Linked DNA regions of Mus musculus: region 1 is linked to region 2. Evidence: chromatin loops called from intact Hi-C (ENCODE). Cell type or tissue: heart. All regions are shown on one strand.

The links. Peaks named below come from ENCODE experiments on the same cell type or tissue, not always from the same donor. Only the 100,000 strongest peaks of a DNase experiment are listed, where the experiment ranks them.
Region 1: a loop joins it to region 2, with 7 times the contacts of the local background. A loop is called at or near these places in 10 of 42 quality-filtered maps.

What each region holds. Positions count from the first base shown.
Region 1 is chr17:71,310,644-71,313,143 of GRCm38, forward strand. Emilin2 (elastin microfibril interfacer 2) reads right to left here and starts at 368. Exons shown (of 8, transcript NM_145158.4): 1 at 75-368. The coding sequence starts at 217. In heart, a CTCF peak has its summit at 1,332 (motif pointing left); a DNase peak (open chromatin) is centred at 308; H3K4me3 peaks cover 1,216 bases; H3K27ac peaks cover 1,186 bases; H3K27me3 peaks cover 696 bases.
Region 2 is chr17:71,253,321-71,255,820 of GRCm38, forward strand. Emilin2 (elastin microfibril interfacer 2) reads right to left here. Exons shown (of 8, transcript NM_145158.4): 7 at 1,799-1,927. Among named protein-coding and RNA genes, the nearest start is that of Emilin2, 56 kb to the right of the region's middle. In heart, CTCF peaks have their summits at 1,562 (motif pointing right) and 1,761; a DNase peak (open chromatin) is centred at 1,031; H3K27ac peaks cover 2,264 bases.

The DNA of each region.
Region 1 (2,500 bases), 57 kb after region 2:
AGGCGGATTCGGGAGTGACCGCCTAGGATCTGGGACTCTAGGGCTGGGGGCGAGCATAAGGGACACACTCTTACTTGTTCCTGGCACTGGGCCTCGCGTGGTACCCAGGCTGCGAGCTCGCGTGGCACAGTCCCGCGCCGCCCAGGGCCAGCAGGGCCAGCAGGGCCGGCGTCCAGCGACTGGGTGCTCGGGGTCGGGGCGGGGTCTCCTGACACATCTTGAGCCCCACAAGGCTGCAGGCGGCGGGGCCGCGGGAACCGGCAGCGGGCTCGGGCGCTCGGCGGCCCCTCTGGCTCTTCGTCCCCACGCCTCCGCACTGGCCGCTCCGCGGTCCCTCAATGACGCACAGGTCCCCCCGGGTGCCGCCCTCTTTAATTCACTTCCCTCTCCGAAACGTGACTCTTCCCTTCACCATCTCTCGGCCCATCGCCTCTCGGCAGGGGGTTCGGGGAAAGAGCCAAAGGGTTAGGAACCGGGGTCTTGGTTACAGACTTTTCAATTACACATTCCTTTGGTCTCTTCCCAAACGCCAGCAGCTCCGCCTCTCACCTTCCAAACAGCGCGACCCCAGCCCCTCCGGAAGTGCAGCAAGCTTCGGGCGGTCCCCACCTCGATCCCCCGGGGCCTCTCTCCGGCCAGAAGCCCAGGACCACCCATCAGTTATTGCCCCCCCCCCCCGGCGGGGGGAACCTACTCAAGGGGGACTCAGCGTCGATTTCTTCCTCTGAGGCCCCACCGCCGTCTACCCATCAATCTTTAAGGTCTTGGGCGAAAGTTGAAGACGCAGGAGCTCTCCTAGGCGCAGCTAGTACACGGCTTGAACTTTCCAAATGCGCGGGCTGCTCCTGGATAGTGGGGTTGCCTCCCCGCAGCTGCAAACTGTCATTTGCTACTCCAGTGTTTATGAGGAGATGTCCTGCTCGGACGTTTCTCTTTCCATCAGTATTAAAGGCGGATGTTTCGGTCGGTAAAATGCTGCGCAAACATGAAGACATGAGTTCAGATCCTCAGGCACCCACATAAAAAGTTAGACAGGCTTTCACAAACCTGTAATCCCAGTACTAAGGAGGTGGAGACAGAAGAATCTCTGAGGCTGCAGGCTCACTGACAGACCCTAGCTCAAGGGGGGAGTGCCAGAGAGAGCAATTGACAAGAGGATACAAGACATTAATCTCTGGCCTGCACACACGCACACAGTATGTATGTGCGGGCAAACATTTTTAAAAGACCATTTATTATAATAGTTTTTTTTTGTCTTTGCATCTAAATAGTTCAGATTCTGTTGGTGCCTTCCTGCCTCCCTCCAACCCTTCATTCCTCCATCCTTCCCTCCCTCTCTTGCTCCCCCTGTTGGTCATGTTTTCTGCCTATTCAAACGCTACAGGGGTCTTTGCCAATTTCTCTATAGCCTGACCAAAGTGACTCCACAGATAAAATCAGCCACAGAGGGTAGGGTGTTCTACTTGGGAAGCTGGGGCAAGAGACTCACCTTAGAGGCTAGCCTAGGCTACACACTGCACCACCAAGGAGGGGTATTCTAGAGGAGAGAGAGAGAGAGCTATTCCTTTGAAATTAGTTGCTGCTCCTACCCGCCCTAGTTGGCAAGCCTAGGCTCACTGCTGTACCTGTGAACTAACATGACACTGTTGGCTGGGGGTTGGAGGGACAGGGAAAGTTGGCTATGTTTTGATAAAACTAAATGAAGCCACTGGTTGTTTTATTTTCTCATATGCTTTGCTTTGATGGTTTTATTGGGTCCTTTTGATTTGCAAATTGAAGAAAGAAAATTCCCAAAGTAGAAAATTGTACCATGTAAGGACATAATCCGTTCATGAACTTTCCAAGTGGAAGATTATACAAATAGTGGACTGAAGTCATCCTGCCTTCAAAAGAGCCACGGGGGAGAAATAACAAAGATAAAAGACTGTCCTGTGTAACCTGATCTATGCCTTTCTCTTTGTCTTCTCTGTCACCCAGCTCTAACCTCCATTTTGTCCATTGAGTGTCCTGGGGAAGATCTAGTCTAGAAATGGAGACTGCGTGAAGGAAAAAATAGGGGGCAACCCACAAGTTATGTCCATCAACAACCGGCAGCATGTGTGTATGCATGTGGGTATGTGTGTGTGTGTGTGCGTGCGTGTGTGTGTGTGTGTGTGTGTATGCGCACACGTGAGCACCTGTGTGTGCAGTATGTGCGTGCACGTGTGCATGTATATATGGGTGTGTGCATGTGTGCGTGCTTGTGTGTGTATGTGTGTGTATGTGTACACCTATATGTGTGTGCATGCATGTGTGTACGGGTGCATGTGCATATACCTGTGCATGCAGTGTGTGCACGTGCATGTGTATATGGGTGTGTGTGTGTGCATATGTGAGTGCCCATGTGTGTGTATGCGTGTGAGTGCCTGTGTGTTCATGTGTGCATGTGAGTACATGTATGTGTGCGCACACACACACGTGAGAGAGAGAGAGAGAGAGTGCACACACCTATATATAAAAG
Region 2 (2,500 bases):
ATGAATATCACCGCCCCCCCCCCAGTGACAGGTGCATTCTAGACAGGCTTTCTACCATGCACATAACAGCCCCAGTGTGGCCTCTCACACATGCAAACCACAGACTTGGGCCACTCTTCATTTCAGAGCCAACTGTCCTGGGCTTGTAACATCCAAAGAGTAAGACCTCCAATACCCCAGGACTAAGAGTAATTCTTGCCTAAATTTACAACAGTCCAGGAAACAGAAGCCAGCCACGGCCCTACTGGGACAGCAGCCAATTTGACCAACATTTCTGGTCTGCCATGTATGTGGCATGTGTGACCTGGAGACTTGGGACCAAGGCCCAGCCCCTGCCAAGTTACAACCTTCCTAAATCTCTTAGACAGCAGCCTTAGGAGGCCACGCTAACCCTCCTCATCTATAAAAGAATCAGCCTCTTGGGTGTAGGTCATATTCACTTGTAGCCAGAAGCCCCACTGTCTTCTAACCCCAGGGCCCATATAATCTGGAAGGCAAAGGAAGTGTCTAGAGATGGACTACCCAGGAGTGGGTAGGGGTATCAGGCCTTCATACTCAACAGCTAGATGTCACCATGAAATTAGGGTCCTGAAACAAAAGACCCATTTAAGAGTCTAGCCTTCAAGTATGCCTGGGTCCACCCTGCCCCTTCCATGCTTACTATTTAAATAGTATCCTGATTATAACTCCTAGAATCTTGTTCAGGCCCCAGTGTACTGAGCCAAGCTTCCATTCGCCTGTCTAACAGGGGCAAGCCTAGCTCAAGGGCCTCCTGGAATTTCCTTCATAGTCCCAGCCTGCTCGTAAAGATCACCAGCCTGTGTGAGTGGACAGGGGGGTCCCCACAACCAACGTAGCCAAAGGGAAAGAGTCCCCTCACTCCCAGTCAAAACCCCCAACTCTGGCCCAAACCCTTGAAGCATAGATTAGAAAGGTTGTTTGGAGCAAAGCTTGGCAGCCTGGGATACCTGGCTGCTTTCTTGGAGGTCTGCCAGTGACTTTATCAGAACCAGCGTGACTTAGCCAGAGGGGAACCAGGCTTGGAGTTGTAGAAGGAATGGCTAAAGATTACCAAGAAGATGGCCAGAACCCTCACCCTCCCTGCGAAGGCCATGCCTATATGAGAGCAATGGCTGCTAAAGGCAAGGAGGGGGGAAAAGGCTCGAACCCCACCATGAGCCTCAGAGGGTTGCCACATAGTCCAGACAGAGAATTACCCTTTAAGGGGTAGGAAAAACTCGTGTGTGACTATCAGGAGATGGTCTGGGGACAGGTGAGACACCACAAGCCAGAGGAAGGGCAAGATGGCTGTGCTGTCGGAGCTCCTAGCAGCTCCTTCCACAGTCTCCAGGGTTCCCTAGAATAGGCATGGGTGCTACAGGCACCTTCCAAAGTCCACTGTTTAATTCTGTCTCGGTATGTGAGGCCCCACACACTAACTAGCCTCAGTCCCTTCTGGAGAGAACACAGCCCCCCCCCCTTTTTTGGCTCATCATAAAAACAAGATTCTGAAGGGAGTCCCTGCCTCTGAACATTCATAGAGAAAGCATGCTTGATGGCCGCTAGGGGGCGGATGGAGGAGAGGGGGCTGGGGTGTGACGGGTCATAGCTGGCAAAAAAAAAAAAAAATAATAATAACCATTAAGAATTGAGCGGCAGTTCCAAAAGTATAGTGAGGCCATGTGCTGCCCTCCCACGCTGCAGCCCAAGAATTAGAGGTCTGGTGGCAATCCACTGCCCAGCTTAGGTTCTCCCCAGCCTCCGTGGAGCCAGACAGAATTCCACTGTAGATACTCACCAGTGTTGGGGTTGTATACATCCCCATCGTTCACCAGCACCTTATTGAAGAGAACAACGCCTCCATCGCTGGGAAAAGGCTTCTGGGTAAGACCGGCTGAAAAGGACACCAGAGTGGGCAGCGGCACCCCTAGGGCAGAGAGAAGCCAGAGCATGTGGACCTGCCTATCTTCTGAAAGTCCAGAGACTCCCCTTGGCAGACCAAGGGCTAGTACAGAGAAACTGGACAAATGTGTGAGACACACAAACTGCATACGAAAGCCTCAAAGGGATTGTCTGCGTAGTGTGCCTGCACGCACATGTGCGAGTGCGTGTGTGTGTGTGTGTGTGTGTGTGTGTGTGTGTGTGAGAGAGAGAGAGAGAGAGACAGAGACAGAGAGACAGAGAGAGAGAGAGAGAGAGAGAATGAGAATGGAAGGTGAGGTTGCTGTGCACTGAGAGAGAGAGAGAGAGAGAGAGAGAGAGAGAGAGAGAGAGAGAGAGAGGAGAGAGAGAGAATGAGAATGGAAGGTGAGGCTGCTGTGTGCTGCCTAACTGCATCCATCAGGAGCTGATGCTGGGCCCATAGAGAATCATCTAGGGAGCTGCTGGCTTGTAAGCCAGTAAAACTCATCAGGACCACACAGGGTACAGCCCACCCAGCCTCCCCTTGGGAAACATGAACAGAGACCATGTAGGAGGGAGAATTCCTGCCTCTGAGTCT